Linked DNA regions of Homo sapiens: region 2 is linked to region 1. A link is an interaction called in ENCODE POLR2A ChIA-PET data of the cell type or tissue named here. Cell type or tissue: HCT116. All regions are shown on one strand. Each heading gives the region's core, and the rest is flanking DNA. Links, peaks and the distances in the headings are about the cores only.

Region 1 (5,537 bases), core at 538-5,537:
TTCAGAGACGGAGCACCTGAGATGTGGGAGGTGCAGCATGTTCCCCTGGGCCCCTCAGAAAGTCGAGCTTGGAGGCCAGCCTGGATCTGTCTCTCCCTTCCCCTCCTGGGACCATTCTACCTGTGTTCTTTGACCCTCGGAGCAGGGACAGGCAAGACAACTGGCAAGCTTGCAGCTGCCCTGATGGTGCAGGTGCAGGGAGGTGACCATGTAACTCTGACCAATCTGGGAAGTGGAGGGTGGGCTCATGGGCCGTGCTCTGCCCCTGTCTGCTGCTCCCAGTCTCTCGCTCTGCCTGCCTGCTCAGAAGAGGTGGCTTTGGCCCAGAGGCTCAGGCCGGGACTGAGATGGACAGACCCAGGGTGGGGTGGGGTCCAGGTCGGGTGTGGACTGTCCTCACTGTCAGTGGAGCCCCAGAAGCTAGATGGGTACCAGGTGGGGTTAGGTTCCCAGAGGACTGAGGGAATCCTGTACAGGATGTCCCAGGGTAGATGGGGAGCAGGATTGGGACCTGCTCTGACAGCTGGACACATGAGCCCTGGATGAGTATGGTAGGGGGTTTGAAGAATCCCCTGTCCACCTCCCAAATCCAGGCCCGGCCCCCTCTGGCTTGGAGAGCATTCCAAGCCCCCACCCCACCCCTAGAACTGCCATTCCCAAGACCTCTGTCTCCCAGCCAACCACCCTTGGAACTTGCCTCTTGTCCTGCTGGAAAGATAGCAGTGTTCTCCTGACTTCGCCCTACTGCATGCAGCCAAATAAAAGGTGTGCCCAGTCTAACCTGTGCCCTGTGGTTTCTGGAAGGAAAGGCAGACTTTAGGTGGTCCTGCCTGGACCTGCAGATGGTACAATGGCATGGCTTCTGTCTAAGGTACAGAGGGGTTGGCATTTCAGGAACCAGGCCATCACAGAAACAGGTTCATGGGCAGACCCCTCAGTGAGCTGCAGGTATCTCACCTGGCAGCCGTCCAGTACTGCTGGCTTCCTCTGGAGGCCCAGCCACAGGCTGGGGTTGGGGTGTGTGGACATCTCTGGGCAGCTCTTGAGTCCACCTTGTGCCAGATCAGCAGTGCCACCCAGGCTCTGCCTCCTGGTGTTACTCTTTGCCAACAGCTTTACGGACATTGGATGAAGCCGAAGCATTTAGAATGGTGCCTGGCACACAGTTGGTGCGTGATATGGTTAAGCTTTGTGTCCCCACCCACATCTCATCTTGAATGGTAATCCTGGGTGTTTAGGGAGAGACCTGGTGGGAAGTGATTGGATTATGGGAGCGGTTTTCCCCCATGCTGTTCTCATGATAGTGAGTGAGTTCTCACGAGATCTGATGGTTTTACAAGTGACGGTTTCCCCGGCTCCCTCCTGCCGCCATGTGAAGAAGGTCGTTGCTTCCCCTTCACCTTCCACCACCATGATTGTAAGTTCCTTTTTTCTTTTCTTTTCTTTTTTTTTTTTTTTTTTTTGAGATGGAGTCTCGCTCTGTCGCCCAGGCTGGAGTGCAGTGGCGCAATCTCAGCTCACTGCAAGCTCTGCCTCCCAGGTTCGCGCCATTCACCTGCCTCAGCCTCTGGAGTAGCTGAGACTACAGGCGCCCACCACCATGCCCGGCTAATTTTGTTTGTATTTTTAGTAGAGATGGAGTTTCACCATGTTGGCCAGGGTGGTCTCAATCTCCTGACCTCGTGATCCACCCACCTCGACCTCCCAAAGTGCTGAGATTACAGGCGTGAGCCACCGCGCCCAGCGATTGTTTCTTGAGGCTTCCCCAGCCATATGGAACTATAAGTCAATTAAACCTCTTTCCTTTTATAAATCACCCAGTCTCGGGTATTTCTTTATAGCAGTGTGAACATGGACTATAATCCAGTGCTCAATAAGTACTCCTCACATTTAGCTATCTCAGTCAAGGGTGAGCTAGATAAGGGCTTTGGCCAGGGCAGGATCACCACCCACCAGCCCATGGCAAACTGCAAAAGGACGGCCTTCCACGGAGAACATGTAGCCCTGACTGCAATTAATGTGTCCTGGGCCAGTCCCCTTGTGCAGTACACAGCCTGCACAACCCTTGGTGGTTGCCTGAACAAGGTGCTTGCTAAATATTTGTTGACTGATGGAAGAAATTCATGAACTTAATCCTGATAAAAAACCTCAGAGGTTTTTTATTTTTTGAGACAAGGTCTGGCTCTGTCGCCCAGGCTGCAGTGCAGTGGTACAGTCTCCACTCACTGCAGCCTCCCAGGTTCAAGCGATTCTCCCACCTCAGCCTCCGGAGGAGCTGGGATTATAGACCTGTGCCACCACGCCCGGCTAATTTTTGTATATTTAGTAGAGACAGGGTTTTTGCCATGTTGGCCAGGCTGGTCTCGAACTCCTGACCTCAAGCGATCCTCCCCACCTCGGCCTCCCAAAGTGCTGGGATCACAGGCGTTAGCCACCTCCTAGCACCTCAGGTTTTTTACCTTTGAGTCTATGAAGCCTGCGGAGGTCACGCCCTAGGGAAAGAAGGAGCCCACTGGGTGTCAGGTCCTGCCTCTAGGGAGGGGACCGCGGGTCAAGGGTGGAGCCCTGGGCCGCATAAGGAAGGAACTAGTGCGGAGGTCCGGGGAGCGGCCGCGCGTTCGGGAGCTTCGGCCCTGCGTAGGAGGCGGGTGCAGGTGTGGGTGCTGAGCCGCCCGCCGCCTGGAGGGGGAGACAGCTTCAGGACACGCAGGCCGCAGCGAGGGCCCGGGCCCTGGGGATCCCAGGTTCGTCTTCCCGCGGCGAGGGTTAGGGGCCGGGCCGAGAGGGACGGCAGCGGGGTCCGGGGCGGGGGTGGGGACCGAGCGCAGCGCGTGACGCGGCGGCGGGGCCCAGCGACAACGAAGCCGAGGCCGTAGGCTCGGGCCGACCTGGAGCTCCGCCGCTGCGCCCAGGTCGCGTCCCCGGGGGGACGGGCGGCGGGCGAGTGGGGAGCCGGGGTCTCCGGCGCCTGGGCGTTCACGGAGCCTGCGGGCGCTGGTCCGGGCGGCCAGGGGTGGGGGGCGCGGGCGGCTGGGCCCGGACTTCGACTGGGGGCCTGGCCCCGGGGCCACCCAGGCGGAGGCTCTGCGGCCGCCTCCACCCCGGCCACATCCCGAGGCCGGCGCCGGGTTCGGAGAACTGTCAAGGGACCTCCAGGCCCCCACACGCCTGCGAGATCCGGCGCTTGCCTTGCCCCAGCCACAGTTTCTGTTTCCGAGAAACCGGTGAAGTAACAATGCCACTAGAGCTTGCTGGGAGGGTGGGTGCGGAGAAGGCGAGCACGAGACGCCGGGCCGGGCAGTTGGGGACCCCGATCGGTGTGAGAGGGCTTCCTAGGGCTGGCATGGACTTCCCCACCACAAAATGCCCAGGGCCGGGGGGGGGAAGGGGCGCAAGAAAATGCGGACTGGGCCAGAGACCAGACTTCGGTCACCACGGTGGGAAGCTATTGGTGCCTAGATGCCTCTAGCTTGGAGCCCAGTGACTTTTATTTCGTCTAGAGTCTAGACAGTGCCTTTAGAAGCTGCCAGCATTTATTTATTTATTTATTTATGGCAGAGTCTTGCTCTGTCACCCAGGCTGGAGTGCAGTGGCATGATCACGGCTCACTGCAGCCTCGACTTCCTGGGCTCAAGCGTTCCTCCTGCCTCAGCCTCCTGCATAGCTGGGACTACAGGCACGGGCCACCAGGCCTAGCTAATTTCTTTTTTTTTTTTTTTTTTTTTTTTTTTGAGACGGAGTGTCGCTCTGTCGCCCAGGCTGGAGTGCAGTGGCGCGATCTCAGCTCACTGCAAGCTCCGCCTCCCGGGTTCAGGCCGTCCTCCTGCCTCAGCCTCCCGAGTAGCTGGGACTACAGGCACCTGCTTCTCGAGTAGCTGGGACTACAGGCACCTGCAACCAAGCCCGGCTAATTTTTTGTATTTTTAGTAGAGATGGAGTTTCACTGTGTTAGCCAGGACGGTCTCGATCTCCTAACCTCGTGATCCGCCCACCTCGGCCTCCCAAAGTGCTGGGATTACAGGCGTGAGCCACCGCGCCCGGCCTTTTTTTTTTTTTTTTTTTTTTTTGAGACAGATTCTCACTCTGTTGCCCAGGCTGGAGTGCAGTGGCACGATCTCGGCTCACTGCAACCTCCGCTTCCCGGGTTCAGGTGATTCTCCTGCCTCACCCTCCCGAGTAGCTGGGACTACAGGCGTCCGCCACCACGCCCAGCTAATTTTTGTATTTTTAGTAGAGACGGGGTTTCGCCATATTGGCCAGGCTGGTCTCGAACTCCTGATCTTGTGATCCGCCCGCCTCGGCCTACCGAAGTGCTGGGAATACAGGCCTGAGTCTGTGCACCCGACCTAATTTCTTTTTTTCTAGAGACAGAGTCTCACTATGTTGCCTAGACTACAAGCATTTTTAATTGACAACTTTTACATTTTTTTTCAAATGCTTACAGTTGCTTCTCAGAACTTAGAAGACTTGGCCACATTGGGTTTTTTTGTTATTTTTTTTTTCCATCAAAGCATTTTTCTTTTCTCTTTTTTTTTTTTTTTTTTTTTGAGACAGTTTTGCTCTGTTGCCCAGGCTGGAGTGCCATGGAGCAATCATGGCTCACTCTGCTCCAGCAGGCTCCTTCTTTCCCTAGAGTGTGACCTCGGCAGGCCTCATGGACTGTAAGGTAGAAAAATCTGAGGGGCTGGGTTCGGTGGCTCACACCTGTGAGCTACTGCAGCCTTGACCTCCTGGGCTCAGAAGATCCTGACGCCATAACCTCCCAAGTAGCTAGGACCATAGGCACTCGCCACTATGCCCGGCGAATTTTTTCACTATTTATAGAGACGGGGCCTCCCTGTGTTGCCAAGGTTGCAAAGCCTTTTTTCTTTTCTTTTTTTTTTTTTTTGAGACGGTGCCTTGTACTGTCACCCAGGCTGGAGTGCAGTGGTGCAATCTCGGCTCACCACAACCTCCGCCTCCCAGGTTCACACGATTCTCCTGCCTCAGCCTCCTGAGTAGCTGAGATTACAGGTGCACACCACCACGCCTGGCTAATTTTTTTGTATTTTTAGTAGAGATGGGGTTTCACTGTGTTGGCCAGGCTGGTCTCGAACTTCTGACCTTGTGATCCGCACCCCTCGGCCTCCCAAAGGGCTGGGGTTACAGGCTTGAGCCACCGCACCCGGCCTGCAAAGCATTTTTCACGAGGCACAAGTACCTCACCTGTTTTCTCTGCCATGTAAAGTGTTCCTCCCTGGGCAGAAGTGAGCATGCACCCACCCTCCTGTTTTCTGAGATGGGAGCCTTCAGAAGACCATGAACTGCTGCTTTGGCCAAGCCTCTATGGAAAATCAGAAGAGGCCACAGCAAAAGGCTGGGTACAGTGGCTCACACCTGTAATCCCAGACTTCAGGAGGCTGAGGCGGGTGGATCACCTGAGGTCAGGAGTTCAAAACCAGCCTGGCCAACATGGTGAAACCCTGTCTCTACTAAAAATACAAAAATTAGCTGGGTGTGGTGGCGGGCACCTGTAATCACAGTTACTTGAGAGGCTG
Region 2 (8,764 bases), core at 3,584-8,583, 110 kb after region 1:
CCTCGAGGGGTGGGAAGCAGGGGGACCGACCCCTGTTCCTCAGCCTTCTCCAACACAGCCTGGGGAGTCTCACCCAAGCAGAAAGGAGAGGAGGGGGCCCCGAGGGAGCGGGTCCACAGGGAGGAGGAGAGGACAGCTTTCCATCTGTCAGACACAGTCCCAGCGAGCAGTGCGTCGAAGGTAGAGGCCCGGGGAGGCTGGAGGTGGGGTAGGGGGTAGGAGGTGTTGCTCCAGGGCAGGGAGGCTTGGCAGGGGGTGCCCTGTCCTGCCTGCTGCTTGGCCTGAGAACTGTGTTATGTACTCTTGCTTTCCCAGAACAAGGCACAAAACATCACAGCCCCAGAGTCTGAGGCAATCTGGTGAGGCCATGGCTGGGTGGGGACAGGGGTTGGAGTTGGGGGACACGTGCTCAGGACTCCGCTCCCATTTGCCTGTCCAAATGGAGATGAGGGCCTGATGGAGAGGAGGCAGGGTTTCAAGGAAGAGGAACTTACTACCTGTCCCTGCTGGGGGATGAAGGGAGCCTCCAGGGCCCCAGGGACAAGAACGAAGGGACTGATGCTCATGGGTTTGGGACACTGAGTGTCCTGAACTTCCAAGGCCACCCTGGGTTTTCGGCAAACAGGGCAATCTCTGGCTGGATGCGGTGGCTCATGCCTGTAATCTCAACACTTCGGGAGACTGAGGCAGGCAGATTGCTTGAGCTCAGGGGTTCAAGACCAGCCTGAGCAACATGGCAAAACCCCGTCTCTACAAAAAAAATTACAAAAATCAGCCGGGTGGGGTGGTGCATGTCTGTAGTCTCAGCTACGCAGGAGGCTGAGGTGGGAGGATCACTTGAGCCCAGGAGGTCGAGGCTGCAGTGAACCGTTATCATGCCACTGCACTCCAGCCTGGGTGACAGAGCAAGACTCTGTCTCAAAATTATATATATATAAAAGAAATAAAGAGGGCATTCTCCCACCCCCAGGGCCTTGCTTGTGTGGGGTTTCCAAGTCCAGCCATCAGTAAGAGGGAAGTTCTTCCAGTCTGCAGTGTGATACTCCTGTTGTGGCGTGGGTCATCACCCTACTGATTGCTGGAAAGGCATCTCAGAGGGTATCCAGCCACTGGGCTGTCCCTGGGGATAGGAGGGCAGTCCACACCCTGATCAGCCCTGGTCTGTCCCCAGCTGGCAGCTGTTGTCCAGATGTTTTCGATCCTGGAGGCACTTGGTGAAGAGGCAGCGGGAGCCAGCGGCGGCGGCAGTGGCACTGGGCCGCTGGCAGCTGTTGCGAAAGTGCCTTCAGGCCTTGTGGCTCCGGGAGGCTCAGCTGGAGGCAGCATGGGGGCAGTACACAAAGGTTCTGCTGGTCCGGAGCTTCCGAGAGGTCAGCGGTCTCCAGGTTGGGCCAGGGGGCCGTGTGAAGCAGTGGTGTGTCTGGGGAGGAGACTCAGTCTACGGAGAGGACACCCACTGGGCATAGGTGGCACCTCATGAATGATCAGCAGTAAAGGGTGTAGTTGTGAGTCCACACACCTGAATCAGCTCTGCCTGAGTTCAAATCCTGCCCCCTCTACCACTTTCTAGCTGCGTGACCTTGGGCAAGTTACCTAACCTCTCTGTGCCCCAGTCTCTTTATCTCTAAAATGGGATGATGATGATAATAGAACATACCTCTCTCAGGGTCGTTGTGAGATTAAATTAATAAGGGACTCAGAACTCTGCCTAGCATATAGCAAGCTAGTAGATAAGTGGTTGCTATTTTTTATTAGAGGTTTGCCAGCCAGGGCTGGGAGGGAGCATCTGTGTCCTTCCCTCCTTGGGAAAGGGGTGCTCTGAGAGGGTCCAGTCGCAGCTTTCATCTTTTAAGGAAAGCGTTGCCTCTTGGGATGCATCGCTCTATATTTGTTCATTCATTCATTCCTTCATTCCCAAAGAAGGAATGAATAGGCAGAGTAATGGTTAAGACCACAGGCTGTGGAATCTGATAGGCATGTGTTACTCCTGTCCCCGCCCCTGCCTGGTGTTCCCTTGGGAGGCAGATTCAAGGCCAACATCTCCTTTCCCCTTCTCTCTTGAGCCAGTGGAGAAACCTGGCTTTACAGCAGAAACAAGTACAGCCCCACATGCAGGCTGGGCCAGGGTCCCCGCCCTCCAGGAGAGCCCAGGGCAAAGGCCTCTCCTTGGGAAGAAGCACAGTGGTGGACCCCGCCCAGAGAAGCAGGCTGGAACACACCAGGTTGGTCAGTGTTGCCTGGGAAGCCGGTGGCCTTTCTTCCCCAACTTCCTGCCTTGCCCCCACTACTTCCTCATCCCCACAAAAGAATGGGAATGAAATAAGCAGATGTGGGCAAAGATTTATGCAAAAAAGATGTCCATCATGGCATCATTTATAATTGTAAAAACTTCAAAACAGCCAGGCACGGTGGCTCACACCTATAATCCCAACACTTTGGGAGGCCTCGGCCAGGAGTTAGACACCAACCTGGGCAACATAGCGAGACCCCGTCTCTAGCAAAAAAATGTAAACATTTAGCCAGGCATGGGGGCATGCTTGTAGTCCCAGCTACTCTAGAGACTGAGGCAGGAGGATCACTTGAGGCCAGGAAATCAAGGCTGCAGTGAGCTATGATCATGCCACTGCACTCCAGCCTGGGCAACAGGTCAAGACCCTGTCTCAAAAAAACAAGCTGAAAAGCAGCCTAAATGCTCAACAGTGAGTGAGGAAATGATGGTTTGACCATGTGATGAACAATTAGCAACCATCCAATATGATGTTTAGGAAGTTTTTTTTTTTTTTTGAGATGGAGTCTCGCTCTGTCGCCCAGGCTGGAGTGCAGTGGCACAATCTCAGCTCACTGCAAGCTCCGCCTCCCAGGTTCACGCCATTCTCCTGCCTCAGCCTCCCGAGTAGCTGGGACTACAGGCGCCCACCACCATGCCCGGCTAATTTTTTGTATTTTTAGTAGAGACGGGGTTTCACCGTATTAGCCAGGACCTCAAGTGATCCACCTGCCTCGGCCTCCCAAAGAGCTGGGATTACAGGCATGAGCCAGCCACCACGCCTGGCCAGGAAGATTTTTTACTGGTTATGTTTCCAATCATAGCAGTAATGCATGCTCAATTTGAAAAATATTCCAAATAGTTGGAAGTCTATTAATTAACTTGAAAGCTTCATCCTTTCATAGCCCCCTCCCTGGAAGTATTTTTATGAATATTTGCATAGCATTTTTTAAAAAAAAGGGAAAATGGTGTGGCAATGTTAAATTTTTCTTAAAGGAGCATAAAAATGTATCCAAAATATTTTTCCCAACCACATAGTTGCATAGAAACCACATGGTGCATAGAAAAAGGACCAGAAAGAAAAAAAAAAACCTGAAAATGTGCAATGTGAAAATCCCTAACACTGCTGAACTGTACACTTAAAAATGGTTACAATGGTAAACTTTCTGATGTGTATTTTACCACAATTAAGGAGTAAAAGATATTTCATTTAAAAATGCTAAAATGGAAACTATGCTTATCTCTGGGACAGTGGGATTAAAGTCGGTTATATTTTTCTTTTTTTTTTTTTCGAGTCAGAGTATCGCTCTGTTGCCCAGGCTGGAGTGTGTGGAACAATCTGGCTCACTGCAACCTCCGCCTCCTGGGTTCAAGCGATTCTCCCGCCTCAGGCTCCCAAGTAGCTGGGATTATAGGCACACACCACCACGCCTGGCTGATTTTTTTTTTTTTTTGTATTTTTGTATTTTTAGTAGAGATGGGGTTTCGCCATGTTGGTCAGGCTGGTCTCAAACTCCTGGCCTCAAGGTATCTGCCTGCCTCAACCTACCACAGTGCTGGGATTATAGACGTGAGCCACTGCGCCCGGCCTCTGGTTATTTTTTTCTTTATTTCCCCAATTTTCTACTACAGTTGGGTATTTTTTTTTTTTTAAACAGAGCCTTGCTCTGTCACCCAGGCTGGAGTACAGTAGTGTGATCTCTGCTCACTGCCACCTGTGCTTCCCAGGCTCAAGCAATTCTCATGCCTCAGCCTCCCGAGTAGCTGGGACTACAAGTGTGTGCCACCACACTGGCTAATTTGTGTGTGTGTGTGTGTGTGTGTGTGTGTATATATCACCTCTGGCAGCGTGTGTGTGTATGTGTGTGTGTGTGTGTGTATATATATATATATATATATTTTTTTTTTTTTTTTTTTTTTTTTTTGTAGTAGAGACGGAGTTTCACTATGTCGGCCAGGCTGGTCTCAAACTCCTGGCTTCAAGTGATCTGCCCGTCTCAGCCTCCTAAAGTCCTCGGATTACAGGTGTGAGCCACCATGCCTGGCCATGTTCTTATTTTTAAATTGAACAAATGTATTTAAATAATTATTTAAATGATATTTATTTTAATACATGTTTGTTGTTTAAAAAAATCCAAATAGTATTAAAGAGAATAAATCAAGAGCAGAACCTCCCCCCAGCAATAGCTTTTAAATCCGACATAAAATAAACTGTCCAGAAGAGGGTAGGGGGACTCAGCGCCCCCTGCTCCCAAGGGCAGACCGCACCTGCCTGGGGTGGGGCGGACAGGTTGGGACCGAGTGCCCTTCCTCCCGGGTCATCAGCTTCTCTCTGGGCAACTTTGCTTTTAGTCCAGGAAGTCTGAGGGAGGAGGAGATTGCTCAGCGGCTTCTGTCACATCCTAGGCAGAGAACAGACAGCAGACACGAGAGAGTCCAGATCCTGCAGGCCCTGCAACTGGCTGGTGAGACGTGGGGTGCTGGGAAAGCGGGGAGATGGAGCCTGGCCACGCAGGGCCTGAGCTCCACACTGGGCAGGGGCGGGGGACCCTGGGCGAATGAATGTTTATTTTGCATCTGCTTTGGCACATTCCCAGAGACAATCTCATTTGAGCCTCACAGTGACCCCCAAGAGGAACTGTGCCCATTTTACGGATGGGGAACTGAGGCACAGATAAGTTAAGTGACTTGTTTGAGGACACACAGCATGAGAGGAGCACGGCCTGCATTTCTGGGCTGATACACTGATGCAGGCCCACACCAGAGGCTGGAGTATTGGAGCTAGACTTCACTTACTCAGAGATGGGGGGTGCCCTGCGACAGGCACCCCACATGTCAGGGGCCCCTCCTGGCTCAGATCCTCCCATCTGCTTACTCTCTCTTTTCTCTCCCTCCTCCCTCTCTCCTTAGTGTTCTTCCTGTGGTGCCAACAGAAGAAACGGGCCAGACAGGAGAGGGAGACTCTGCGGAAGGCCACCAGGGCCACACAGAGGACAGGGAGCTTCCCCCAGGCCTGGCACTCTACTGCTGCAGGTGTAGCCTGGGTGGCCCCACTGAGCCCCCAGCACCAGAGAGCTTGGCTGTGCAGGTAGGATGCCCTTCCCTTTTTTTTGAGATGAGGTCTCACTCTGTCACCTAGGCTGAAGTACAGTGGCACCATCTTGCTCACTGCACCCTCCACCTCCCTGGCTCAAGCAATCCTCCCACCTCAGCCTCTCGAGTAGCTGGGACCATAAGCATGTGCCACCACGCACAGCTAATTTTTTTGTATTTTTGATAGAGACAGGGTTCCACCATGTTGCCCAGGCTGGTCTCGAACTCCTGAACTCAAGTGATCTGCCCACCTTGGCCTCCAGAAGTGCTGGGATTACAGGCGTGAGCCAGCATGCCTGGCCCCCACTTCCCTTTAAGTCAGCTCTTGACTCCTAGTATTGAGAGGCAAGGATGCAAATAGGAAATGAAAGCAGCCATCGACTGAGCATGCCTAGAACATGCTAGCCCGCCCCACTGGCTGGGATTTGGATATAAGCAAAGCTTAGTCCCGGCCTCCCACCTCTGCCCATCATCACAGTGGAACCCATGGCTGGTGGGGGAACAGACAGGAAACTAGCAGTCCCAAGGGTGTATGTGAATACCACCTGGCTTAAGTGTTGTGAAGAGAAGGAACACAGATCTATGAGTTTCTTTTTTTGCTCCCTGGTGGTTAACTTTTTATTATGGGGCATTATTATTATTATTATTATTTGAGACGGAGTCTCGCTCTGTCACCCAGGCTAGAGTGCAGTGGCACGATCTCGGCTCACTGCAACCTCCACCTCCTGGGCTCAAGCGATTCTCCTGCCTCACCTCCCAAGTACCTGGGACTACAGGCACATGCCACCACGCCCGGCTAATTTTTTTTGTATTTTTAGCAGAGTCAGGGTTTCACCATATTGGTCAGGCTGGTCCTGACCTCAGGTGATCCACCCACCTCGGCCTCCCAAAGTGCTGGGATTACAGGCATGAGCCACCGCACCCGGCCTGTGGGGCATTTTTCTTACTCAAAAGTAGAGCAGATAGGATAATAAACCCCAGCGCACCAATTACCCAGCTTCAACAAAATCAGCCTCTCTTGAAGCTTGTTTCATGTGTACTCCAAATACATCCCCCGCTCCAAATTATTTTGAGGCAAATCCCATGCATTATACCATTTCATCCATAAATATTTTTATATGCCTCTCTAAAAGATAAGGACTCTTTAGAAACATAACCACTGGCCGGGCGCGGTGGCTCATGCCTGTAATCCCAGCACTTTGGGAGGCCGAGGCAGGTGGATCACTTGAGGTCAGGAGTTTGAGACCAGCCTGGACAACATGGTGAAACCCCATCTCTACTAAAAATACAAAAATTTGTCGAGTATGATGGTGAACACCTGTAATCCCAGCTACTCGGGAAGCTGAGGCATGAGAATTGCTTGAACCCGGGAGGCAGAGGTTGCAGTGAGCCGAGATCGTGCCACTGCACTCCAGCCTAGGCGACAGAGTGAGACTCCATCTCAGAAATAAGTAAATAAATAAATAATAAAAACATAACCACAATACCACTCTCACAACTAAAAAATAATGAAACAACTGTTCCTTAATACTCACGAATATCTGGCCAGTATTCACATTTGCAAGTATATATTGTATTAGAGTTTGCAATGAGGTCCATGTATGGCAGTTGGTTGATAAGTCATTCAAGTCTTTTTATTTTTAATTAAAAAAAAATAGAGACAGGGTCTTACTGTGTCACCCAGGCTGGAGTGCAGTGGTGCAATCATGTCTCACTGTAGCCTCAAATTCCTAGGCTCAAGGGATCCTCTCACCTCTGCCTCCAAGTAGCTGGGACTATAGGTGCATACCACCACACCTGGCTAATTTTTAAATTTTTTGTAGAGATTTAATTTTTTGCCACGTTGCTCAGGCTGGCCTCGAACTCCTGGACTCAAGCAATTCGCCCACCTTGACCTCCCAAAGTGCTGAGATTACAGGTGTGAGCTACCATGCCTGGCGAATTTTAAAAAATTTTGGTAGAGACAGAGTCCCACTGGTGAGCCATGATCGCACCACTGCACTCCAGCCTGGGCTCAAGCAATCCTCCCACCTCGGCTTCCCTGAGTGCTGGGATTACAGGTGTGAGCCACCACGCCCGGCCTGTTAAAATCTTTGTAAACTATAGGCTCCCCTTCATTTTTTTGATTGCACGTTATTTGTTGAAGAAATCAACTTGCTTGCCTGCTAGTTTCCCACTGTCTGCATTTTGCTGACTACATCCCCCTGGTGTAGTTTTCTGTGAGAATTTTTAGTGCAGGAAGCTGACCTAGACCAAGGTTCAGTGGTGATGTGAAGGATGAAGAGTTGCCTGGTGGAGGAAGATCAGAAAAGGGTAGAGTGTTCAGAGGCCTCTGGCCGGGAGTGTAAGATCCTGAGGCGTAGCAGAGCCGAATTGGACCCTTGTTAGTACAGGGTAGGGGGGCTGAGGGTAGTTGAAGATGAGATTGGAAAAATCTGTGGGGACCAGATCAGCACCTGGTTGGCTGTGGGGAGGGGCTGAAATTTGATGGTAGAGCAAGGAGGCTACCGCTGGAGGATTAGCAGGTGACTCTGATGATTTGATTTGAGATTGGAAAAACACCACTGGGTTACTGAATAGGAAATGACTGGAGGAGGCCGAAAGTGGATGCAGGGAGGCCAGGTCAGAGGCTGCTGAGGCCACCACGCTGCCAGAGGTGATAGTGTCATGGCCTGAGCAGGTGACATGCAATGCATCTTCAAAGCAGCCCCATTTTACAGATGAGAAAACGGAGGCTTGGCCAGACGCGGTGGCTCAAGCCTGTAATTCCAGCACTTTGGGAGGCCAAGACGGCCGGATCACTTGAGGTCAGGAGTTCAAGACCAGCCTGGCCAACATGGAGAAACCCCATCTCTACTAAAAATACAAAAAAAAATTAGCCGGGCATGGTGGTGCATGCTTGTAGTCCCAGCTACTTGGGAGGCTGATGCAGGAGAATCTCTTGAACCTAGGAGGTGGAGGTTGCAGTGACCAGAGATCGCACCATTGCACTCCAGCCTGGGCAAAAGAGTGAAACTCCGTCTACAAACAACAACAACAAAACACGGAGGCTCAGAGAGATGAAGTGGCTTGCCCAAGGCCTGGGTAGTGTGTCTGGCAATGGCAGGCAGCTGGAGCCGCAGTCATCAGATCTTGCAATTGACATGGGTACTTTCCCTCTGTTCTCCCAGGTGCTTCGGGGCGTGGCAGCAGTTCGTGCAAAGAGGGTCCCGGTACCGAGACCACCTGGCTGACCGCCGGACGGGGACCCTGAGGAAATGCCTGGAACAGTGGGTGCGGATGAAGCAGCTCCGGGAATCAGATGGGGCAAAGGTGACCCAGCTGTCCCTCTGCCGGCAGAAAGCAGGTGAGCTAGTGTTGGCTTCCGCCCCAGCAAACCGTGTCACTTAAGCCCCTTCTTCAGTG

Evidence for each region. Peaks named below come from ENCODE experiments on the same cell type or tissue, not always from the same donor. Only the 100,000 strongest peaks of a DNase experiment are listed, where the experiment ranks them.
Region 2: POLR2A ChIA-PET joins it to region 1 with 5 read pairs; 3 of 35 experiments call an interaction of 5 or more read pairs at or near these places.

The regions. Positions count from the first base shown.
Region 1 is chr1:11,661,512-11,667,048 of GRCh38, forward strand. It overlaps FBXO44 (F-box protein 44), which reads left to right. Exons shown (of 6, transcript NM_033182.7): 6 at 1-1,816. It overlaps FBXO6 (F-box protein 6), which reads left to right and starts at 2,689. Exons shown (of 6, transcript NM_018438.6): 1 at 2,689-2,744. RefSeq lists silencers at 2,755-2,974, 3,025-3,094 and an enhancer at 3,215-3,264. In HCT116, for the core only: a CTCF peak has its summit at 2,660; a DNase peak (open chromatin) is centred at 2,610; H3K4me3 peaks cover 1,712 bases; H3K27ac peaks cover 1,964 bases.
Region 2 is chr1:11,766,906-11,775,669 of GRCh38, forward strand. C1orf167 (chromosome 1 open reading frame 167) reads left to right here. Exons shown (of 21, transcript NM_001010881.2): 3 at 1-180; 4 at 316-359; 5 at 1,172-1,370; 6 at 2,068-2,222; 7 at 4,619-4,731; 8 at 5,177-5,354; 9 at 8,530-8,705. Among named protein-coding and RNA genes, the nearest start is that of C1orf167-AS1, 8.3 kb to the right of the region's middle. In HCT116, for the core only: no CTCF peak of the experiment used is centred there; no DNase peak of the experiment used is centred there.